Regions from separate parts of the Mus musculus genome. Here regions 1, 2, 3 and 5 are each linked to region 4. The links are chromatin loops, found by intact Hi-C in ENCODE. Cell type or tissue: heart. All regions are shown on one strand.

Region 1 (5,000 bases), 400 kb after region 4:
TGAGAACTGGTCCAAGGGTCTAGTGTGTAGAGTTATAACATTGAGCTACACATTCCTTTTCTTCCCTGGAAATGCAACTCAGTGGAGATTTGTCTGGGGTACATGAGATCCTAAGTTCAATTTAGCACCAGTGGTGGTGGAGGAGTTAGTAAAATAGAAGGAAACAAGGGCAAAATCAGAGTAACAGGAGCTGACATTTGTAAGGAAATGGAAGTTGAAATAACTTAAGTAATCCACCCTAAGTCAGAAACCTGAGTGGCAGAGCCAACCGCCAAGGTTCAATTTGTCTGGAGAACAGGCTGGCTTTAATCAGCGCAATGTGCCGCCGTTCAACAACAGTTAGTTTCCCAAACACACACCACTTCCCACTTCAACACCTTTGCACATGTTCTACCCTCCAGAAGGAGTGTCTCTCCCACATGTTCTACAGAATGAGGCTCAGTGATTCATTTCTCAATACACTTTTTTGGTTAGAATTTTACTTTTCATGTAAAAGAAGAATTAGGGGGAATGCATTAAATACACTTTTAGAGACTAATGAAATATGCTATTTACAACTACAGGCATTTAAAAGTACCAGTGTCTGAGCTGGGGATATAGATCAACCGCAGAGGTGACAGTACTTGCCTAGCACACATAAGAATTCCCAACACTGGGGTGGGGGTGGGGACTGGGTATCCATTTCCTTTAAAATGCACGGAGACAGAATGGAGATATGGTGTACTGGCTGGGTTTTGAGTCAGCTTGACACAAGCTAAGGTCCTTTTGGAAGAAGGAACAAGCTTATGGTATATTTTCTTGATGGAGGATTGATATGGGAGGGCCCAGCTGAGTTGGTCACACCACCCCAGGCTTGGAGTCCCTGGATTTTTTTCAGAGGGCTAGCTGAGTAAGCCATGGGAAAAGCAATCCAGTAAGCAGAGCTCTTCCTCTGCATCAGCTCCTGCGTCCAGGTTCTTCCCCTGAGTTCATCCAGTAATGAACTGTGGTGTGAACGTATAAGTGAAATAGACCTTTTCCTCCCGAGCTGCCTATGGGCATGGTGTATTATCACAGCAATAGAAACCCTATGCCTAAGGCTTCTTCCCTCTTCTCAAATCCTTATTAACTTCTCTACTAGAAAGAATTACCATCTATATACCTCTAATATAGACTTACAAAATTGTAATGTTTATTTAAATACTTAGCCCTGGTTACTATAGGAACCTAGTGGATTTGATCCCCAAACTGAAAAAAAAATCAAATATTCTCATACTCTCTCCTCTCCCCACCCCCCCACCCCGCCCGAGCCACACCCCTCAGTCCTACTTCTTAGCTTTGAAGGACCACAAACATGGCTCTAAACAAAATGCTTATTTATGTAGTGTTTGTGTGTGTGTGTGTGTGTGTGTGTGTGTGTGTGTGTGTGTGTGTGTGAGTGAACTCAGGGGCTGTCACATCTAGCCAAGCATTTGTAATACTGAATTATAACCACGTTCTCCCTAATTCTCAAAGACAAGTGTGACTCACATATTATAGGAGTTTTAGAAAGAGCCACACAGTACAGTATATCCATGTCCAACACAAACTTACTAAAGTTCAATACGAATATAGGCTAAATTTGAGTACTCTATTCAAAAACTAGAAACAATATCTTCCTGTCTAAACTTCTAGTAGCTTACTGAAAAATTTAAAGCCTCCACAGGCACACCTCATCCATCTGTGGGCCTCTCTTTCCTCTCCATTCAGTTAAACTGGTCTGTCTAGTCTTGAAAACGTCTTGCACTTTTCTGCCAACTTGTTTTCTGTCTTTGTTTCCTTTCCCCTTTTCACAGCTTTAACCCAGCCTCTCAAGGTCAGGGCACAGGCTGACGGCTCAGAAACCATGTTAGACACAGGCGCCTTTCCTTTGATTTGAAGTGATTTTTTAAAAAAATTTTCCTTATTCATTCATATCCAACAGTTAGGAGCTTTCAAGGCACAGCCATGGCTCTGTGTAGCTGTAGATGCTTCTGCTTTGCTTGTCAGGAACTGAGGAAAGACTGCCCTCTTTGGACTGGGCTTGACGTCTGTCACTCTGGAACTCAGTTTTCCCGTCAGTAAATTGCCTGTGTGACCTTTGTTTCAGAAACTAGACCAACTTCCAATAGTCCTTGAAGATTTTGCTTACACTTCTCTGGCTCCAGTAATCTCGATCACATTTTATCCCAAAACACCTTTTATTTTTAGCCTTCTGTTACAATTAAGCATGCGTTACTTCCTGGAAACTCTCGTGTTCTTACCGTGGCAGCTGACATCAACAGGACCAAGACCCTGAAGGCAAAGGCAGAGGACCAGAAAACCTACAGAATGGCAATGATCATGGTTGTGAAACTCTACAAACGTTTATTCTGTTACTAGGACAGATACCCACAGATTATCAAATAATAGCCCTGATATGTTAATATACACTTTAATATACACAATCTTGTTTATTCACTGCAACAATGCTGTGAGATAGATGTAATCCATTTTATAGACAGGAAGATGTACCAGGTGTGATAGTTCATTTTCAGAGTTGACTTAACTTGATTTGAAGTCATCTAGGAGACAAGTCTTGGTGTGTCTGCGATGATGTTTCCAGAGAGGGTTAACTGAGGAAGGAAGTGTGGGCTGGGGCCCCATGGCCTGGGGTCCAGACTGAATAAAAGGGGGGCGAGGAGGAAGCGGCAGCACTACCTCTCTCTGCTTCCTGACTAAGGGCATCACGTGACCAGCCACCTGTTCCTGCTGCCCTGCCTTCCTCCCCATGATAGGCTGTACCTCTCATACCATGAACCGAAATAAATCTTTCTTTCCCTAAGTCGCTTCTTGCCAGGTATCTGGTCACAGCAATGAGAAAAGAGAGTAAGGAGTACAGTAAGCTTCTAACTTAAGGGGTGTGTGTGTGTGTGTGTGTGTGTGTGTGTGTGTGTAACCTGCAAACTAAAACACAACAACATCCAGCTAGGCTGATGTAGCCCCAAGCCTACACATCTTAATGAAGTTCTGTACAATTAGAGTAGCCATTTTAAAGCTGTTGACCTTTGCTTTGGCTTATATACTATCAATTATATTTTATCCACTTGCTGGGCAGTGGTGGCACCCACCTTTAATCCCAGCATTCAGGAGGCAGAGGCAAGTGGATCTCTGTGAGTTCCAGGCCAACCTGGTCTACAGAACAAGTTCAGGGACAACCAGAACTATACAAAGAAACCATGTTTCCAAAAAAAAAAAAAAAAAAAAAAATCGACTTTTAAACATTGTATGCACTTATCTACAAAAAGAAAGGAAAGAAAATCTATGACAGAGTTAAAACTAGAAAAACAATTACTTTGTAACTAAGTGTCCTTTACCTAGACTCTGTCCTTCCTCATCACCCAACATTATCCTTTCTAATCCAACCTTAACTCTGAATTAACCTTCTCTCTGAATCTTGTAGTCTACTCTCTAGAATTCTTTGTTAAATAAAGATGTGTTGCCATGGTCCAAAGCCTACTCCTTACTTTTTGTTTGAGTTTTAAGGGCTGGAGAGTTACATGCAGACCTTCGTGCTTGATAAGCACATGTTTTATGATACCGCCGAGCCACACCCGCAGTCCTACTTCTTAGCTTTGAAGGACCACAAACATGGCTTTAAACAAAATGCTTATTTATGGGTGTGTGTGTGTGTGTGTGTGTGTGTGTGTGTGTTAAGATACGACACAGTCAATGAGTGGAGATCAGGGGACAACTCTTAAATTCTTCCTTTCCACTGTGTGGCCCTGAAGATTGACTTTAGGTCATCTGGCTCGGTGGAAAATGCCTTTCCTCACTAATGCATCCTGCCAGCTCCGTTTCTCAGTGCTGTCCGAATTTACCAACTCACAAGGACTAATGGATGAGAGCTAAATTCCTACAAAATGTGTCTTTAAATATTACAGGCATGGTTACGTTGTGTACCTGTAATCCCTGAGGAGCAAACAGAGTGAGGAAGGGTCAGGACCAGTTCTGGGTCAGCCAGAGCTACATATTGCGACTTTGTCTCAAAAACAAAAGCAAACAAACTATTGAAACGATCTTCAGGTAGACTTTGATGTTATCAAGCTGATGAGCCCATCTTTATTATCAATACTTGAGAAGCTGAAGCATGACCACAAGTGGCTTCGTGATTAAGTCACTCCTGCCAAAGAAATACGCTAAGTGATTTTACCAGTCAACTATCCAGCTAGCCAACTTACCATGCCACAGTAAGGATCAGGCAGGTAGCTACCAGGTCACTCACCTGTTCAGGAGCCTCTATGGAGATGGCCACCAAAAGCACAGTGTGACAAACACATTTGCATCAGAACAATCCCCAGGACCTTGTTCATCACCATGTCCCTTTCAGTAACTATGTCTTCTTTGCCCTTGCCATAAAGCCTTTGGTTCTGTTTCTAAGCTTTGCTTTATTTCATTTTTTATTTTATTTATTTATTTATTTATTTATTTATTTATTTATAATATCCGTGTGAATGTCATACCACAGTTCAACATCAAGTGTCTTCCTCAATCACTTAACACTTTATTTTTAAGATTTAAACAATCGTAAACGTGTGTGTGCATGCTCCCAGGGGCTGGAGTTACAGGTGGAGCAACCAGGACCACTTGATACAGGCTCTAGAAGCCAAACTTAGATCTTCTGGAAAACCAGGGAACACCCTTAACCTCTGAGCCATTTCTCTGCTCCTCCACATTATTCGTTGAGATAGGGTCTTTCACTGAACCTGGAGCTTGCTGATTCAGCTAGCTGGGCTTGGCCAATGGGCTTCAGGGTTCCTCCTATCTATCACTGCCTTCCCACACTGCCACACCCATCTATTTTACCTGGGGTTCTGAGAAACTGAACTCAGTGACACGTATTTTAATGACTAGGCTATCTCTCCAGCTCTAGTTTTGTTTGTTTGTTTGTTTATGTGTTGAGACCTGCCCTCAGGATCTCACAAGTGTCTGACAAGCATCCTACCCCGACTTTCACTCCTAAC
Region 2 (5,000 bases), 230 kb after region 4:
CTTCAGCCCAGTAGAGATTGGTGAGGAAGCACTGGAATAGATAGACCTGACTATTCACAAGGTTTATCACCTCAGGACCGGGGACCATGAGTCCCAAGCTAAAGCCATTCTGGTCCCACATAACAAAGTTTGAAAGGCTCAAATCATTTCCAAGTAAAGTAACTGTACCCAGAAATAATATTTAGAACATTCAACAATGTCCAAGACCAAGAAGAGAAAATTCAGAGTGTGGTGTCTAAACAGAAATTACATTAAAAAAAAAAAGAAGAAGAAGAAGAAGGCAAAACCCCACAATTAAAAGAAAGGTCAGTCAACTTGAACAACACTAGAAATGATAATAATAACAAAATTGGTGAGCAAGAACATAAAGAGGTTTTGTGTGGTGTTCTTTTGAGATATTATGTAGCATAGGCTAGCCTCAAACTTCTTATGGAGACAAGAATGATCTTGAACTTCTAATACCCCTGCCTCTACCTCCCAAGTTCTGTGTGTGGTTTCATATACCACCGGGCCGACTTTTATGTAGTGCTGGGAGTGGAGTTTAGGGCCTCAGTGGTGTTGGGCAAGTTCTCTACCAACTGAGCAGCAGACCCAAGGCAAGAGTCCCAAGAAGTATGTTCCATCTCTTTGAGATCAAGAACCTGCGGGAAGGAGTGTGGATGCTAAGCAGAAATGTGGGAGCAACTTAAAACACCTAAGTACTGCTCCTAGAAAACAAGACATTGGGCAGGTTAACAACAGACCGGACACAGGAGAAGAGAAGATTGGTGGACCTGCTGCCATCACAGCAGAAAATATCCAGTGAAACACAGAGCAGAATAAACCAACAGCACTGGGAGAAGGCCCAAGAGGCCTTGTGTGTATTAACTAGAAAAGAAAGGGTAGGGACTGAGATATGATTGAAGAAAAGGTGACTGAAATGTCTAAGTATAATAATAATAATAATAATAATAATAATAATAATAATAATAATAAAGAAGGCTACTGAAACCCAAAATCCTTAATGATTCCCGAGCATGGGAAGTAACAAAAAATAAATAAACCAAGTCATAGCACAAGCAAAATGCCTGACAAGACATACACACACACACACACACACACACACACACACACACACACACACATACACACACCACACACACACACACACACATACACACACACCACACACACACACACACACACATACACACACACACATACACACACACATACACACACACACATACACACACACATACACACACACACACACACACACACACACACACACATAAAGCCACATAACATACAGGTAACCCAGAAAAGAATCCCACAGATACATTTTTATTGAGACATTGTGCTGTTTGTTACATATGTGAGAAAATAAATATGGACGCCGTTCCTCCATTTTCGAGACAGTTTTGAACTGTAGAATTGGAGGGCAGCTGACTAAAAAGGGTTAATGCCACCCCTAAAATCAAGTAACTTAAGAACAATTTGGTCCTCTTGAGATTTCCATTAAGATATTGTCCCATGGGTCTGCAATAGTCTTCCATCTAAGGCGAGTTTGTCCCCAGATTCCAAACAGCAATACTTATGCCATTCAATAATGAATGCATTATGACAGCCAACTATCCGAGCCACCTCTATCCATCACTAATTCTCCCTTCAACAACTGTATGGTGTGCACACATGTGTGTGCAGGTGTGCCCACACATGTATGTTCGCACGTGTGTGGAGGCCAGAGGTAAATCTCAGGCGTCTCCCTCCTCTGCTCTCCACTTTAACTTTTGAAACAAGGCCTCTCACTGAACCTGGAGCTCACTGAACCAGGAGCTCACTGATGCTGCTGGACTGGCTACCCAGCAAGCTTCAGGAGTCTCTCTGCTCTCCCAGTGCTGGGTTACAGATGTGTTCCATGGTGCTTAGGTCCTGGGGACTCCAATTCAGGTCCTAATGCTTGTGTGGCACTCGAGCACTTTGCCCACTGAGCCATCGCCTTTCTGCCTCATCTCATTCTTATTACTTACTAAGCAAACTTCCCCAATTATTCTGTTATGTTTATGAGTGTTTGCCTTCGTATATATGTTCACCCCATGCATGCAGGGCCCATGGAAGCCAGAAGAGGGCACTGGACACCTTAAACTGCAGTTTAAGGTAGTGAGTTTCCAAGTGGGTACTGGAAACCAAACCCCAGTCTTCTGCAAAAGCAGCCAGTGCTCTTAATCACTGAGCCATCTCTCCAATTCTCTTCCCTTTCTTTTCTGCCTGTTGGGCACAGCAGGGCTCTTGGTTCTTACAGAGATCTGTCCTCTACACTGCATAGCGCTGCATGCTAAGCTCACCAATGTTCTGTTAGTCTAGTCTTATCAAAACCTCCCATAGCCTCACCTTGAAGGGTATAAAGCCCTGAACCTCTTAAGTAACTAGGCACACACACACACACACACACACACACACAGCAAACCCTTTTACAGGTCTCACAAGAATTTAAATTTAAGGCTAAAAGTTCCAGTGTCAAAAACTGCTGCCTATGGGAATTGTGGGTATTTGAAGCTCTGCCTACAGTTCAGGAAACACCCTTTGTGGGTGAGCTCCCTTCCCACACAGATGGAAGAGTGAGGATATAACCCTGGAAGTAGCGCATAGGGAAGTGGAAATGCGACTGGAAGGATCCTTCCACTGCCGTTACACACAGTCCACCCAGGCACTGTTTTCTGTCAAATCTCATGAAATAAGGATATAGAAGGCAGCCCTAAGAGATCCGGACAGGAAGCCTGCAGGCTTAGTGACAAGCACCTCAGCGCCCAGCAACAGAAGAGGAGGAGGAGGAGGAGGAGGAGGAGGAGGAGGAGGAGGAGGAGGAGGAGGAGGAAACAGACCTGCAGAGACTGGATAACTCAAATGAGGTCAGATGACTAGCTAGTGGCAAGTGAGTCCTGAGCCCAGGTCTTCTAACTCCAGGATGAAAGTACCTTCATTATGCCTGCCTCTTCTCTTTTGGCATCAGGAAAAGAAACAGACACCAACTTCCTGATGATGACTCATGCTCAGGGTTTCCCAACAACAATGTTACTGAGATGCGAGGCTGCATCACTCTTTAGTGGAAGGGGAGGCCTGTTCTTAGCATGACCTCAGACCTCTGCCCACTAGAAGCAAATAGCACTCCACATGCCCCCACCCCTAAGTGTTTAACAACTGAAAAGTACTTCCAGAAATAGCTGGCATGTGGCTCAGTGGGTAGAGTGCTTGCCTAGCATGAACAAAGCACTGGGCTCTAGCTCCAGCGCTGTATAAATAGGGCGTGTTCTTGCAAACCTGTAATCCAACACTCTAAGGTAGATAGATGCAGGAGGATTAGAAGTTGATGGTTACCTTCTGCTATATAGCAAGTTTGAAGCCAGACTGAGAAACTCAAAACCCTGTCTCCAAAATAATAATATTAATTTTTAAGTCCTCAGATAATGCTATGAAAGCAACCAGGATAGTAAGGAAGAAACAAACGCCCCCATCTGGGTGAAACTGGTTTGAGTGTGAGCTCCTGTTCTGGAGATGATTCTAGTTCATTTGGAGGTTAATGATGGGGCAGAGCAGACAGGAAGTGAGTCGTTAAAGGAACCTCACTGCCAGGCATAGGAAGGTTGATTCCAGAGAATGCTGTCCAGGAATCTGAGAGAGCACAGTGAAGAGGTTGGCTCTGTTGTACAAAGGAACAAAGTCAGAAAAGGAACTTGTCTTTTTGCCACCAGTCTGGGCCCAGGGAACTCAGCAGCAGGAAAGGAAGAAATGTAAAGCCCAGGCCATGATCTAAAAAGCCCTCTCTTTTCAGCCCATCTCTCAGCCTGCTCCATCTATGACTGCTGCACCCACCGCCCCACCCTAGCCACTCTGAAGGTGTTGGTGCCGGAAGGCAGCCTAGGACTCACCAATGCGGCAAGGTTCAGGCTGTATACATACAACATCTTACATGAGCATCACAAGGTGTTGGGTAAAACAGCCAGACACAAAAGACCTACTGTGTGACTCTATTGACACAAAGTTGAAGAACAGAAGAAACACATTCCCATTGATAGGAGGAAGTGGTGGTTTTGGGTGCTGGTATTGCTAGAGACGACTGAGGGCATCCTCTGGGTATGGAGACCTCTGTCGCGATCCTGAAGGAGGCTTGTGAATGGGTAGAAATCCACAGAGCTATACATTTAGGATGGTCATACCTTCCTGTATGTTTCTATAAATAAGCTCTATCCCCTTAAAAATGAATGTTGACTCTGGAACCAAGTGGGTGTGGATTCCAGCCCTGCAGGTGATTCTGGCTAAGTCAGAATTTTTCTAAGAGGCTAGATGACCAGGGCAGTCCAGACAGGAAGTGCACAGTGAGTACAAATAGCGCTGTACTTAAAGGAACCACAGACACTGCCAGACACAGGACACAGTGTCTGTGTGAGGCACAGGATGTCTTAACGTAGGCTCCTCTGTTGCCCCAGGCACTGAGACAGGCCTGACAGCCATTAGCCTCTCTCTCCTCTACTTTCTCTGGCTTTGGGAGCCGTGCTCAGGCGCCACCTCTATTTGCCGAGTTCTTTATCAGTGGATAGAATATTTACAGAGTACAGCAGTGTTGATTACACAGTTCATTTTACTGGAGACTGGGGGATTGCACTGTCTCCTCCTGAGTTATTCTTGGCACGGCAGCATTTGCTCCCAGTATGCATTTCTTTACATCTGAAGTTCTCTCTCTCTCTCTCTCTCTCTCACCTCAGTGACACAGAGCAGATAGACTTCATGCTGTCTTCACCGTCGCTAGCCCCTTGATCTCTTTTATTCTTCTCTTTAGAAACTGGTTGATTCTGAAACAAACAAGCAGGAGTATGGATTCTAGCTCCAGCATCCCCTAACAGAGTTGGTAGACGTGTGTTTCACCTTTGCACATCCCTGTTCAGGGCAGGCTGTGGGTTTTGTTTGTTTCACTTTTTTTTTTCAGGGGTGGATGATGCGTGTACCACACAGTGCTTTTGTGG
Region 3 (5,000 bases), 140 kb after region 4:
CCTCCTGGTACTTAATACCCATTCCCACATTTAAACAGGAAGCTAAAAATAAACATGATGGAAGCAAGTGTAAAACTGAAAGTTCAGGGTTCACATTACTTCAATTCTGTTTTCCAATGTGATACCCGTCCACTAAGATTTTTTTGCTTGTGTTTAAAAATTTATGAATAAGACAGATTGTGAACTGTAAAGCTTAAGAATTTGCTTGGCAAGTAAAAATTTGAGTTCACACCAGAGTAATTTTATTGTATTTGACTATCTTAAAGTTGGAAGTTAGTCTTTAAAAAAAAAAAACAAAAAAAAACCAAAAAAAAAAACCAAAAAACACTGTCCTTTAAATCTGTCCATTGCTTTAAAACTGAAGAATGAGTTGAGAAAACAATTACTACTTTTTCATTAACATTACTGAAAATATTTTTATATTATGGGCAGAAGGGAATGGGAATGATCCACATATGTGTCAAATCCAATGTATGAGGCAGCCCGCTGAGTGTAATGAAGGCGATCAGTTATGGGTGCGCATGTTTCTCCACCACAGCATGGCGTGCCATGAGTCCCACTGGAGAAAAGTGATCATGAAAGAGCTCGTGCCCAGCTGCCTGTGCAGACCGAGCCTGGGGAGGGGTGGGGGTGCGTTTGTGTGGGGTCTTGCAAGCTGGCATCAGAGAATAAGAAAGCAAGGCCTTCCTTGGGCAGAAGCACAGCTTCAGAGATGATAATGTGCTTGTGTCTTCCAAGCCTGAAGAGCCTTCTGAGAGTAAATTATCTAGGGAGGAGGAAGAAGAGACAGAGATGAAGATGGAGAGCAAAGAGGAGAGAAGATAGGGGAGGAGATAAGAAGACAGAGGAAGAAGAGAAGGAGGAAAAGAAATAGAGGAAGAAATAGATATGGAGGAGGAGAAGAATAGGAAGGTGAAGACAGAGGAGAGAGTGATCCTGAGCCAGCACATACACAGGGCTGGTTAAACTGCAGCTGACCATGATCAACCCTCAGCGGCAGAATCGCAGTCACTGCTAAGTCCACCTTTAAATTCAAATGCCGACTACCAAACATTTCAGAAAGTTGGTAACGGTATGGTATTTGGGAATAAATGGCTTATCAATGACCCTGAGATGCTCATAGCACAACATTGGGGATCTTTATTCAGCCCAGGTGGTGGGTTCAGAGTCCCAACCCCTCCCGAGATACTACCAAGGCTGTGTGTAGGTTGTGTTTTGAGCCGGGGACACAGAGTGGTTCTTTACCTCCTGGTAAATTATGACCTCAAAAAGAAAGTTCAAAACCAATTTATCTAGCTGCTTTAAAAAATAAGTGTGAGAAAATGTGAAATGAAATATCAGGGCAGGAAAATAGGGTGGAATATCTAGTATACTGAATTTTTCTATGTATCCTACTAGAGGTTGGAGGTTTGTTTAAACATCTACAGAGTTTAAAAGCAATGGTTGCTCTGTGGGTAGGAGTGGGACATTAGTGCATAAGAAGAAAGGAAGGGATGGAGGGAAGAAGAGAGGAAGGCAGGGAGGGAGGAGAAGAGGGAGGGAGGGGCACAGGTGGGCAGGCAGGCAGACTGTGTACTTACGACTAACGTAGGCCTAAGTCTGAGAGGTATCCCACTGGTTACCTAAGATATCATTTCTTTGATCCCCAGCTGGGGAGGAGGCAGGTCAGTGTAGGGTTTGCCTTGACAGGAAGGCCACAGAATAGAGGGACCTTGCACTCACAAGTCAGACCTGTCATTTTCACTCATCCTTGCAGGCCCAGCCAGCCTCAGATCACTGCCCTAAGGAGACTTGCTGATTCCTGACTTGTAACTATTAGAGGAGGTAGGCAGAAATGCAGCTCACACCCCCAGGATGACCAGACCCACCATTCCACAACAGCTGCAAAACAACCCCAGCACTGTGCGGAAACCCCCCCCCCCCTTCCTCTGAAAGAGATTCTCCTGCTCTCTGGCAAACGTCCTGGCCTTGTAGCCCAGTGAGGCCAAAACCTTCCTGATGGGTGTCACCTAGATAGGACAGGCCAAGGACCAGAGGACAGACAGCCGACTTTGACCCTGACTGCCTTCCACGGGGACCTAGCACTGCACAGGAAGAAACTGAAGAGCCACTGAAGGCCTTCAGTGCCTGCAAACTGACCTAAAAACACAAATCACCCAGAGAGCGCCCAGCCAAAGCCAAAATTGGGTATCTAGATTCCCTCTCTGGTCTTCCCCTCCCTCTGCCCTATTTAACACACCAGCTGCCATGCTGGGTACTCACAGACGACTCAGCAGGAAGACAGGCTGCCCTGATTTATCCTGGTCCACAGACAGAGCGGAGCAGCCCCAAATGCATCTCCAAGATCATATTTCTGATATCGATGGTCTATACAGGACAAAGGGGCCAGCAGTTCGCACTACCAGGAAGGTGGCTGGTCACTGGCTCCAAGAAGGGTGTCCATTTTAGAGTCCAGACTTCTCGGTGAACTGGAGTCCAGCCTGCCAGGAAATGGGATTAGCAGGGCGAGGGCAGGACATCCAGACCCCCGCCAAGGGGGCACAGGCACCGCAGTGAGTGAGCCAGTTTTGCAAGGGGCAGAGGAGCCATAGTAACTTTGGCAATGCTGAGGCTCACACTCAGGCACAGGAGTGAGGGCCAAGACCAAAACTAGTCCTTGGCGACTGAAGGAGTCCAGGATGTCTGCAGGACTGCTCCAAAGAAGGTGCAGTTTTCAATCACTGCCACTAGGGAGCGCGGTGATATCTCCTCGGCTTCTGAAATGGCAAAGCTATTAGCTTAATCTACCATTCTTTGTTTATAACTCTGCGTCCAGAAACACTCACAGTTTTTATTTTTCCCAGTGGGGCTGGGGCAGAAGGTGGGGGAAGACACTCAAAGCGAGGAAGGAGTGGTTTCCTTGACGACATGTTCATCCCTGTACTCCTGCCTTCACATCCACACACATGTCAGCTCACATTTGGGGTCTGTGCTATGTTACCTAGTAGAATAGTGTGGAATTAGGAAAACATGTACAACATTAAGTGAGAAAGGGAAGTATGTTTAACTGAATGTGTGCTGTCATTACAACTGTGTGAAACGACATTTATTTGAAGGGTTGAAAGAGAAAATATTGGGAGAAAAATGCACAGAAATGACTATTTCCATTGAGTTTATATCTGAATTTTTATTTCTTCCAATTTTTATGTTGTATATAGTATAGTTACTTTAATGATTTAGATGACTTAAAAGTATATCAGCTTCACCATGGTGAAAGGAAGAATTTGGCCAGAGCAGTGGAACTCTGGAAACACCTGGGGGATTTGTTAAAATATGAATCCTGGGGGCTGGAGAGATGACACAGAGGCTGAGAACATTCACTGCTCTCTCAAAGACCTGAGTTCAGTTCCCAGCACCCATGTCCTGTGGCTCACAAGTGCCTGTAACTCCAGCCCTAGGAGATAGACACCCTTTCTAGCTACCTCAGGCATCCCAACTCATGTGTGCACACATGCACACAAGCACATACATGCATACATACATACATACATACATACATACATACATACATTAAAGAAGTGTCTTTTAATTAAGATTCCTGGTCTCATACGAGTCAGAGATTCTCTTTCCTGGTGATTCTAGATTGCATCAAGTTGACAGTTTAAAACTAACCATCATGAGTAGAGACTCCCAGAACCCCAGTCTATGGAGGAGCTGCCACCTGCCCTCGTCTCTGGCCTTCCAAGGTGAACTCTTCCTACAGAACCCCCAAGGCAAACCTGCTGTCTTAGTTAGGGTTTCCATTTCTGTGAAAAGACACCATGGCCAAGACAACTCTTACAAAGGAAAACATCCAATTGGGGCTGGCTTACAGTTTCAGAGGTTCAGTCCATCATCATCATGGTGGGAAACATGGCAGTGTGCAGGCAGACATAGTGCTGGAGGAGGAGCTGAGAGTTCCACATCTTGATCTGAAGGCAGCCAGGAGAGTTGGTCTCTTCTGCACTGGGCAGAACTTGATCATTTGGAGACCCTCAAAGCCTAACCACACAGTGACACACTTCCTCCAACAAGGCCACATCTCCTAATTCTGCCACTTCTCATGGGCCAAGCATATTCAAACTGCCACACCTGGCTTCACCTCTAACTCGTAATTCAAAAGCTGGGAGTCAGCATGTATTGCTTCTGTGTACTGACCTCCCTCACCAGTAGCTGTCATACAACTTACTTTTATCTACAAGGGGCATTTTATGCATATATAATATATAATGTATGCTGATTATATTTCACCACTGTTACATTTTTTTCTTGTCTTATCTTTCTCCCACATCTGCTGCTCCCCACTCATTTTCCCACCTAGTCATGCTTTGGGGTGTGTGTGTGTGTGTGTGTGTGTGTGTGTGTGTGTGTGGTGTGTGTGTGTGTGTGTGTGTGTGTGTGTGTGTGTGTGTGGTGTGTGTGTGTGAGTGTGTGGGGTGTGTGTGTGAGTGTGTGTGAGAGTGAGTGAGTGTGAGTGTATGTGTATGTGTGTGTGCATGTGTGTGTATGTGTGTATGTGTGTGTATGTGTGTGCATATGTGTGTGTGAGTGAGTGAGTGTGAGTGTGTGTGTGTGTGTGTGTGTGTGTGTGTGTGTGTGTGTGCATGAGACAGAGAGAGAGAGAATGAATGTGTATGCTCCAGTGAATTTCATTAGGTTTCTAACAGCAGCTGGCTGAGAAGTTACTTACAGGACCATAGTCAAAATGTCAGTGGCTATAACAGGGAAGAAAATGTCTTTCCTTCACCCAGAAACCAACTATCTATAAATCCTTATAGGATGCCTTAGGAGGCCCTCCCCTACATGAAAGAACGTTGATAGGCCCAACTTTCCATATATATATTAAATTTAAGGTGTTCATGAAAATGTGCTCTTCCAAAATAGAACATCTGCAAGCTGAAAAGAAAGTGTTCCTTAAAGGGAAGCTTCCAGGCTGAGACTCACTGGTGATGGGTAGAGAAACTCACAATAGCTCTGGGCCA
Region 4 (5,000 bases):
AGCTGTAACTTGGGTAGTGGACTTAAGGGTGGGAGCATCTGAACAAAGAATTCAAGCTCAAGCTGTCTAGCACCAAGCCTGGAGGAGAGGGTGATAGATTAGGTAATTTAAAATTTCCTCTTCGTGCCAGAATTTTATCTATAGAGACAACATGTTTCTTGGCAATGATCTCTTAGGGAACGCTTCAGCTAGGTTTGCACGCAAGGTGCTGCATGAGCCTGCAGTATCTGCAGAGACGGTTTCTTAGCCTTAGAAAAAAGAGCCCGTGCCTGAAATACTTGCGGAGACAGTAATCTCTGTATTTTGGGCAAGATTCCTATAGAGTTCTGGGAGTTGGAGCCAGATGCTTCAAAGCCTCCCCTGTCCCTTGGCACAGGTACACCACGGGAATGTGGGCATGCCCTGGGAAGATGTTTGCAGCTGGCGAATCTCCAAAGCCAGCCTTGTGAAGGCTAGGTTAGGCAATGAGAACGTAGGATGGAGGCTCCTGCCACGTTCCAGCGGTGACACAAGTTCTGAAGGCAGGTGCACTGAGGAGTTGTACTCCAGATCGGAGGGCAGGCTGCCATTTTGTTCTGGAAGGTTCAATCTCAGCGTGGGCTTTTGGCAGACAGCGACCTGGAGCCGCAGCAGCCCGAGTATGCGCAAAAGAAAGCGACTCTTCATTTTCTGGAAAAAGAAAAGAAAAGCCAGTCCAATTCCAGCACAGTGATGGAGGCGTCCAGCAACATAGGGCCTCTTGAAGAGCAACTTCCCTGAGGAGGGGGTGGGGAAACAACACAGCAGGAGCAAAGGAAGTGGTGATTCTACGCTTCTTATACAGAAGGAAGTCAACAGAAGTAATCTGGAGCATTGAATCTGAAGGCCCTCAACTTCCTTCTAGAAGATTTCAAAGTGTGTCTGTCTGTCTGTGTGTCTGTCTGTGTGTCTGTCTGTCTCTCTCTCTCTCTCTCTCTCTCTCTCTCTCTCTCTCTCTCTCTCTCTCTGTGTAAATTCCAGAAATATATGTGCTCTGTTCTGTTCAAAATGTACAATCCCAGTTGTTATCCTCCATGCAGAGAGGCCTGGCCCAGTGCAGGCAAAGGGATGAACATGTCCCTGGGATGTCATTTCAGTTTTCACCCATCTTGGACAGGACCACATCTTCTCAGACTCCCTCTTCTGCTTACCTAACTCTATCTTCCTGGAACTTATCTGGGATGACTCAGCTTCTGGAATACTCTTCTTGCTCAGCTCTGCCTCTCCCACCCTCCCCCAATAACCATGTGAGCTTCCAACCCTGCTTGTCCCTCCTGAACCCTCCCATTCCTCCAATATCCTTTAAGGCTGGGATGTGGGAAATGGGGGAGGGGCTTGAGAGACATGCTGGAAAAGTTAAGAACCAGAGGATTAAAAGAGAATTAAAGTATTGAGGAGGAGAATGTCCCAGAGATTTTTGACTTGGGTTCCTTATGAAAGGAGGGCACTGAGTCGCTGAGGCCAAAAGGGCAGCTTTGGAATCCAGACTCTGTTTGCCAGGCATCAGTGATGCCTTAGATGCACAGCGTATTCACATGAATACTTAGTATCTTATCTGATGTTCACCCCAACCCAGTGACATAGAATCAATGATTTTTACAGACCCAACCCAGGAAGTTAAGACTTGGAAAAGTAAAATTACACACACACACACACACACACCAGAAGTAGGTTGGGAAGATATCAAACTGCTCAAATAGACTGGAGTCTTCTACACATGCCACACATGCTGACATTCAAAACAACTCTGGGACTGTCAATTGCTTCATATACATAAGAAATAAGAAAATAATGAGGAAAAAAATACATGTGAGAAAGCAGAGCTTGGTGATGCATGCATGGAATCCCCAGTACTCAGGAGGCAGAGACAGGAAGATCATTGTAAGTTTGAGACCAGGCTAGGCTACATAGGGAATCTGTGCCTCAAAAACATGGGAGGAGTTGGACCTTTGGCTCAGTGGTTGAGAGCACTTGCTGCTCTCGAAAAAGACCTGAGTTCAATTCCCAGCACCTACATCAGGTGGTTTACAACCACCTATAACTCCAGATCCAGGACAGCTGATGCCTGCCTCTGGGCTCCTTGTGCAGCTGCAAGAATGTATACATGTAAACATATAAGCACATATAATACACATAAATAAAAATAAATCTTCCAAAAATAGCCCACAAGGTAACTAAACATTATGCCTACTAACTGGAACTCAACATTATAATGGGCATAATGGGTCACATCTGATTAAAACATCTCCTACATGTTCTACTTGATTATTATTATAATACATTCTATACATTGATATTTTTACAAATCATGTTCTTTATAACGTCTGCTTATAACATTCATATCTTTTTAAGATATTCAATTACTTTTGAGACTCACTTTGTAAGTTTGAAGCTTTCCATGAGATGGGATGTAATATTATATAAAATAGTTTTGCCCCAGACGGATCATATATTCTAAGTAAGGGCAATAGTATCATATGAGACAAATTTATATATTTACAATTTGTTTTCTAAGATTCAGTTTCTCTTCATGAACATGTGTGTTATGATATGAATCCATATGGTCGTTCTGCTCCTGATTCAAAGTCACAAACTCTACCTGTACACACACACACACACACACACACACACACACACACACACACACACACACACAGGGCACACTCGGTGGAAGGAGCCTATGCTACCACCAGGTGGTGACAGAGTGCTGTGGTCTGTGACAGATATGGCTTCAAACAGTGGGGAACCCAAATTTGTGGGCTTTCCCCCCATTAATTAATTGATTTATTCACTTTACATCCCAGTTGCAACCCCACATCTCCTTTCAGTTTCCCTCCCCCCAGATCTTTCCCCAAACCCCCTTCACCTCTGAGAAGGGGGAGGTCCCTCCCAGGGGACCAACACACCCTGGCACCTCAAGTGATTAGTCGCAAGACTAGGCGCATCCTTTCCTACTGAGGCTAGACAGAGCAGCCCAGGTAGGGAAGCAGAAGCCACAGGCAGGCAACTGAGTGAGCCCCCACTCCAGTTGTTGGGACAATTTGTAATCATAGATTCTTGCTCCTTGCCTTGCTAGAGCATTTGCTGGAATAGTATGATGCAAGCAAGCTTAAGGCACAACAATTTTAAAGGTTTTTGCACGGGTTTTACACATTAGAGCATGGGAGAATCTTTCCCTTTTGGTCTCTCAGTGCTTCTTTTTAGCACAAATATCTTTGGCAAAAATATATAAATAAATCACTCAATCCGTAGGCTGCTTAAGGGTGAAACCCTCAAAAATCTCTCAATTATGTTGGACAAAAAAGTTCCAAAGCCCAGTTTCAAGCTAGGCCCCTGTCCAGATAATTTTCTCTACCAGCAAAGCTTTTAAAAGGGCAGCCCCTGGGGGAAGATGAGAATGTTAACATAATTTTCTGAATTGCTTCCCCGAGAAGTCTGTATTCATTATATCCACTTCCTGTGGTGAGGGTTAAGGGTGTGTTCCTGTCGGTAGAGTGCTAGCCTCACGGCACAGAGCTCTGTGGTCCATCTGAATAAAGATCAGAAAACCAAGGTCATCTCTGGTAGCGTACAGTTTGAGGTCAGCTGGGGCTGCAGGATACCCTGTCTTGAAGCAAAAAATAAATAAAAATAAAAAATAAAAAATACATGTAATATGATATAATATAAAGAGCAATGAAAAGAATTTGAAGGATGGTGGTAAGAAGGCTTTGGGAGGCAGCCATCTATCCCAGGATGCCCAACCCTGTTTCACACCTGTGCAGAGAAAATTTTAAAAAATGACTATTTCAAACCCTTTCTTCAAGACCTTCATTTCTTTTCCATTAGCAGAAGAAATGCAAGGGCCACTCCATCTGGGCGAGCCTCACAAACTCTGCATACTGAAGCACTCCCAGCCCCCCCCCCCCCCCCCAGTGTGTGTCCTTGCTGCTTAGCAAGCCGCAGGGAACACAGTGGTGACATAAGCATGGGCTGGTACAGAGGCAATGAGGACCACGTGGCTCATCGCACCAGCAAGCAGACAGGACCACCGAGAAGTCTCTGGTTCACCCCGTCAACACCTTGAGAGGCTGAAACTGACCTCTGGGCCCCCTCCACCCCACGTGAGGCTTCCCAGTGACAAGGAGACTAGAAAGAGTCAGCCTCACCCAGGTGACAAGAGGTCGGACCTGTGAGCAAGGGCAGCAGCTGAAGCTTCTGGAAGGATCTATCAGCCCAGCTGAAGAAGTAGCTCACCTCTCACATCTCTGCAGGAAGGCACAGATAGTTTGTGACTTTGAATCAGAAGCAGAGTAACCATCCAGGCTCATAATTCAGAGAGAGGGAAATAAGATAACTTGAAAAGGGGCAGCCCCTGGGGGAAGATGAGAATGTTAACATAATTTTTGGAATTGCTTTCCCGAGCAGGCTACATTCATTATATATTATATCCATTTCCTGTATTCTCTCATGTAGTCGGGCTCAGTCATAATTAAGCTTTTCTTCAGCACAAGTATTCTTTCTCCAGTCCCTGTTGTCAGGCGTGACGCTACTCACATATCCTGCAGTGCACACCTGCCACCTGCTTATGATGGAGAGAACAGGAGGATGTGTGGTGTCCTCAAAAGCCAAGATCAGTTTTGAGCCACCTCCAAACCCTCCAGGAGTACAGCAGATGCTGGCCATGGTGACGTGAGACACCTGGCTGGCCGAGCTATCTTGTGTGCCTCTAGGAGACTGGAGCAGGAGGAAGGGCAGCACGGAAACCAGGAGAGGGAACAGACAGTAAGCGAAGGTGGCAGAGTAGCCTGGGCTAGAACAATGACTGTGTTCACAGCAGTGGAGGCAGGGACTCAGGACAGCTGGGACTTACTGGTGACACAGAATGATCAGGTTCTGATGTACAATTAATTGTACAGTGTGAGGAGATATATGTTACATGACTGGCTTGTAAGTCTCTTTAAGAATAGGAGTCTTAGGAAGTCAAGGCAATTTTGTGCTAC
Region 5 (5,000 bases), 130 kb after region 4:
TCAATAATAAACACTTATTGATTTTATAATAGTAAATGTTATGGAAAACAGAGCACTCACCAAAATAAGAATTGATTGATAAAAGATTTATATTAAAAAAAAACTAATCATGAGTGACGCTCACAAAATTGAAAAAAACCCTGTTTACCAGCCCTTAGGGGGGATTTTAACTTTCTTAGCAGGGAAGTAATTGAAAGGGTGGCACTGTCAAAATTAGCACTACTAAGGACTTTTTTCAAAGAGGGAAAATATTTCTATCAAATGTTATAAAGATCATAAATAGCTAATTCAAATTTGTAGAATAAATGTCAAGATCACAAAAGACAAATGGGTAGAAGAACAGGACCATGCCCACAAGGGAAACACAGTTGGTAATAAACATGGTGCAGAAGGATGAATTCACAATAAAAATCACAGGCATGTAAACGAGGACATCTGAAGAGGATGATTTACGTATTCTTAAAGAACAACAGGAAAACACCGAATGCTAACATCTCCTGGGAGAGAGTTGCCCAGAGGTTGCCTCATATATTCACTGGTAAGCCTGACCTCACCCATTTACCAAAACTGTCACCGCTAAGAATTCACCCTCAAGAAGTAATTCAGCAAAATCAAAATGGTCTCTCAGCATCTCCGTGATTTCCAGATGCTAAAATGTCCCCTAGAGGAATCCCATCTACACTCCAGACTTCTGTCCTCAGGGATCTGCAGGGACAAACCAGGACAAAGCAGATTTCCCTGGGAGGAAAATAAGGGATCTGGAGGGGACATTAGATCAAGGAGAGGGGGCAGCAGGGAAAAGGGGAGCCACAAAAGGGAGTGTCAGTTGTCTGAGGTGAACTGCCACAGGATCAGATGGGAAACACTAGTCACTTCAGACACAGGGGTGTTTCATACACACACACACACACACACACACACACACACACACACTTTCATGCCTTGTGTGCTGGTTAGCATGAAATGCCCGTGAACCATCACCAAATAGAACCACCTGAGAAGAGGGTCTCAATTAAAGGAGGGCCTGCATTAGATTAGCCTGTGGGCATGTCTTAGGGCGGGAGTGTCTTAAGAGTTGATTGATGTAGGAGACTCATCCCATGGTGGGCAGCATCATTCCCTAGGCAGGGGTCCCTAAACTGTATGAGAATGGAGAAAGCTAGCAAGCAGACAGCAGGGATGTGTTCACCCTCTCTGCTCTTGACTGTAGCCGTGCTGTGAGAAGCCACGTGAGTTCCTGCTTTGACTTCCCTTCAAAGATGGCTCGTGAACATGGCCTGGAGCTACAGCCTCTTTCTTATCTATGGTCAGGCAGAGTAAACCCTTGCTGAGTGCCCTCTCCTCCCCACCAGCCTTCAAGCTTCTTCGGGAGTCATCCCCCAGTTTCCACATTGAAACTGAGTCTGATCGGTCAGTCCACGTAGGCACCCTGCTAAGAATTCCCCTGAGATTGAAGGAATCCCCATCTATCTAACCCAAAGAGAAAACACAAACTCTCAGAAGCAGATATGTTAGATTTTTGATATTGTGACAGTTACCTCGGAGAAACAATTTAAAACGAGGAAATGTTTGAGCTGGCTGGTGGTTTTAGGAGTTAAAGCGCATGCTCAGCCTGTTCCTGCCACTGCACTGAGGCAGGGGATCATTCTGAAAGGGTGTGGTGGGGCAAGTTGTTCAGCAAATGATGTCCAGGAAGCAGAATGTCGTCAGTCTGTGTCAGTAAGTACTTCTCTTCCTTTGAATCCACTCCCTCTGTGCCTCCGGTCTCCAGCTCACATTCAGGGTGAGTCTTTCCCTTTAGTTAATGGCCTCAGAAATGCCCTCACAGATACCCAGATGTGGACCTTAGGAATGCCCTAGGTGCTTCTCGATCCAGTCAAATTGACAGTCAAGATGAATCACTGAAGCAGTTCCATGCCAACTCCTCTTGGGGAGGGGCTCTGGGGAGGGTCCAGCAAACAGTTCTCTCTAGTGTTGGAAACATGATAGCAACAGGGCACACAACACATGCTACACTCTCTCCGCGGGACACAGTACACAGTGAGAGACCAAGAATAGACTGGCAGGGAAGTCCTGTATTACATCACTCTGGTGAGTCACCCACAAGCCTTCGTGCCCTATCCTAGCAACACTGGGAGGAGGCTCCAGGGTGGTTTCCACTCCCCCCAAATAATTGTTTTCTCAGATCATAAACTATAGAACTTAATGAAATGACTCACTTTTAGAGTTATCTGGTTGATGATAGTTAATGAAATTTACTCCAAAATCAAAAAGTAAATATTAGAGGTTGGGATTGTCCTAATTAGCTTCAGTAGACAATGTAACACAGCCTAGAGTTGTCTTCGAGGAGAGCCTCTCTTAAGAAATTGCCTTCAACAAATTGGCCTATGGGGTCTATGGAGAACTGTCTTGATGTTTTAATTGATATAGGTGGGCTCAGTCAACTTTGCACAGCACCATCCCAAGGCAAGTGGCCCTGAGCCTTTTAAGAAAGCTACCTAACCACAAGCCAGGGAATGAAGCACAGCATATGTGTGTAGGTCAGAAAACAGCTTACAGGAGTCAGTTCTCGCCTTCCACTATGTGGGTCCTAGGGATTGAACTCATGGCACAAGGCTTGACAGCAATTGTCTTTTCCTACTGAGCCATCCTGACGACCCTTGCTTTTCAAAGGTGCCCAGGTAAGATTTCTTCCAGTGGTTTCACAGGAAATCAGATGCCAAATGATGGCACTGGAGCATGTGCCTGCAGCACAGCCTCATTCTGTCTACTTCCTGTTAAACTCGAAGCTGCTTGGGACTTTGCTCTGAGTCCCACCCCTCCTACTGGATACATACATACATACATACATACATACATACATATATACATACAATTTCATAACATATAATTTCATCCTACTACCTACAATATCTGCATATTTTTCTACCATCAGCTGGTCTCCTGTGCCATTACAGGACTTACCTCTTTTACATAGTTGGGAAAAGGCTGTAGAACTTGTTTTTATAAGAATGCATCTGATATATGCATGTGCTCAAATGTGTGTGTGTGTGTGTGTGTGTGCTCGCATGTGTGTGTGTGTGTGTGTGTGTGTGTGTATTACAAAAGACACAATTCCATTTTTAAGACCTTAGATGTGTGTGGAAATCTCACAAATAAGTCCTACTCTATTTAACAAAAGTGTTCTCGTTGTATGAACTTTAGAATCAAACCTACAGAGTTCAAATCCCTTTCCACCTCTGACTACAGCAAGGATTTGGGTACTTCTGTAATCTGTTTGCCTTTCATCTTTGCCCATCTATAGAAGGGTAATAATGCCTGCAACCAGGACTCTCCCTGAAGCTCAGATGTACTCGAATAGAGTCTGGCATTGGGCAGACAATTCAGAAGTTGTCCCCTAAATTGTTAGCCCCTGTATTAAGCATCCCTGGAGATCAACTACTAACTTGAAATTGATTGCTGAGAATAAAAGGGAACAAATAGAAGCCAATTCCCAGCTTCCTGCAGCCATGAATTGCAGGTGCTAATCCTAAAAGGCCTTTGTGAGGATCTAAGTCACATGGCATGTAGACCTGCTGTCACAGAAAGGCATGGGCCATTTCTATTTGACACCCAGGGTGACAACAAACTCCTCAGAATGAATGCCTGGTGGTCAGGAGCCTGGAGCCTAGGAAGAGAGCCAGTGGCCCCATGCTGGCTTCCTGCTTAAACTCTTGGTTTGACCCCATCAGACACAGCAACCTGTGCCTCAGTTGGTCTCTGAAGGACCCAGTACCCCAAGCACAAGCAGCACTCACTCAGATAAAAAATGCAGAGAAGGTGTGCCACAAAGTCTATACCATGTCCTCGCTCTTTCAAAGAACCCAGAAAGCCCAAGGGAACAGCAATCGTCACTGCTCAAAGCAGCGGGGACATCATCCACTCCCCTTTGCTTCTAAGTGTAACACAAAGAGCTAACATTCTCCTGGGGCTGTGCAAATCATAAAATGCTTCACTGCTACGCTACATAGGATCTACACCAGTGCTTCTCAACCTTTCTGATGCTGCGACCTTTGAATACAGTTCTTCATGTTGGGGTGACCCCCAACCATAAGACTAGTTTCATTGCTGCTCCATAACTGTAATTTTGCTGTTGCTATGAATCCTAATGTAAATATCTGATATGCAGAATATCTGGTATGTGACACCCCCCCCCCCAATGGGTCACGACCAACAGGTTCAGAACCACTGGTCTAACCCCAAAAGCAAACTGCCGGAACTTGGAGGGTTGGAGCTGTCCCTCTGTTTTTTTCTGGTTGTTTCACATCCACAGCTGGAATCCTGATAGGAGGAGTCAGTTGTCTGACCCAGCCTGAGATGTCTACAAAGGAGCTTAGGGAGGGGGTTCCAGCCCAACCCTCCTTCAGTGCTAAGGGGGTGGGGGGAGATGGTTTACAGAATTCACTTCAGTTCACACAACCAGTTAGAGGACAGCTGATATGAAGACACGCCTACTCACCAGGGTGAACCCCTTGGGTAAATAAATGGATGCTGAAAATGCTCAAAATGGTGAGTTCAGAGGGCTCTGAGATGGCTCACAGGGCAAAGACACTGGCCGCCAAGCCCAGTGACCTGAGTTCAACCAACAAATCCAAAGGGGAGGAGACAACTGACTCCCACAAGTTGACCTCTGACCTCTACACATGAGCCACAGATACCCATATGTATCCACACATTTACAAACTAACAAATATATATGTATATAAAAGTTTGAATGCTCATACCACCTCATTCTTTTAAGTAGTCTAAAGCAGGCTATGCCTCCCCCCACCCCCACCCCCACCACCTGTTTATTTACTCTCCTTTTCTTTGTTTCCTAACATTGATAAGGGAAGGGGCAAATTCCAGTCCAGCTCTTTTTCAAGTGAGGCCGTGCTCCCTGCCAATGCCACCGATGAGGCTTTCCTGTGTGCTTGGCTGCCCTCCGCTTGTTTTTGCTCACATAATATGAGAATGTCCAC

What was found. Peaks named below come from ENCODE experiments on the same cell type or tissue, not always from the same donor. Only the 100,000 strongest peaks of a DNase experiment are listed, where the experiment ranks them.
Region 1: a loop joins it to region 4, with 10 times the contacts of the local background. A loop is called at or near these places in 28 of 42 quality-filtered maps.
Region 2: it touches region 4 in a loop (2.0-fold over the local background); 6 of 42 quality-filtered maps call a loop at or near these places.
Region 3: it touches region 4 in a loop (2.5-fold over the local background); 8 of 42 quality-filtered maps call a loop at or near these places.
Region 5: a loop joins it to region 4, with 2.9 times the contacts of the local background. A loop is called at or near these places in 8 of 42 quality-filtered maps.

The regions. Positions count from the first base shown.
Region 1 is chr9:70,669,179-70,674,178 of GRCm38, reverse strand. Gm31872 (a long non-coding RNA gene) reads right to left here. Exons shown (of 3, transcript XR_379591.4): 3 at 4,074-5,000. Among named protein-coding and RNA genes, the nearest start is that of Adam10, 7.3 kb to the left of the region's middle. In heart, a CTCF peak has its summit at 2,029; no DNase peak of the experiment used is centred here; H3K27ac peaks cover 886 bases.
Region 2 is chr9:70,840,598-70,845,597 of GRCm38, reverse strand. All of the region lies in intron 1 of Lipc (lipase, hepatic), which reads left to right. Among named protein-coding and RNA genes, the nearest start is that of Gm32017, 71 kb to the left of the region's middle. In heart, a CTCF peak has its summit at 2,102 (motif pointing right); DNase peaks (open chromatin) are centred at 2,777, 2,897 and 4,417; H3K4me3 peaks cover 504 bases; H3K27ac peaks cover 2,860 bases.
Region 3 is chr9:70,927,958-70,932,957 of GRCm38, reverse strand. All of the region lies in intron 1 of Lipc (lipase, hepatic), which reads left to right. All of the region lies in intron 2 of Gm32017 (a long non-coding RNA gene), which reads right to left. Among named protein-coding and RNA genes, the nearest start is that of Lipc, 4.4 kb to the left of the region's middle. In heart, a CTCF peak has its summit at 2,716 (motif pointing right); DNase peaks (open chromatin) are centred at 2,007 and 2,527; H3K27ac peaks cover 1,902 bases.
Region 4 is chr9:71,071,806-71,076,805 of GRCm38, reverse strand. It overlaps Gm46120 (predicted gene, 46120), which reads right to left. Exons shown (of 2, transcript NR_168672.1): 2 at 281-669. Among named protein-coding and RNA genes, the nearest start is that of Gm46120, 5.2 kb to the right of the region's middle. In heart, a CTCF peak has its summit at 2,739; no DNase peak of the experiment used is centred here.
Region 5 is chr9:70,939,874-70,944,873 of GRCm38, reverse strand. All of the region lies in intron 2 of Gm32017 (a long non-coding RNA gene), which reads right to left. It also overlaps a transcript of Lipc not described here. Among named protein-coding and RNA genes, the nearest start is that of Lipc, 7.6 kb to the right of the region's middle. In heart, no CTCF peak of the experiment used is centred here; DNase peaks (open chromatin) are centred at 1,793 and 2,043.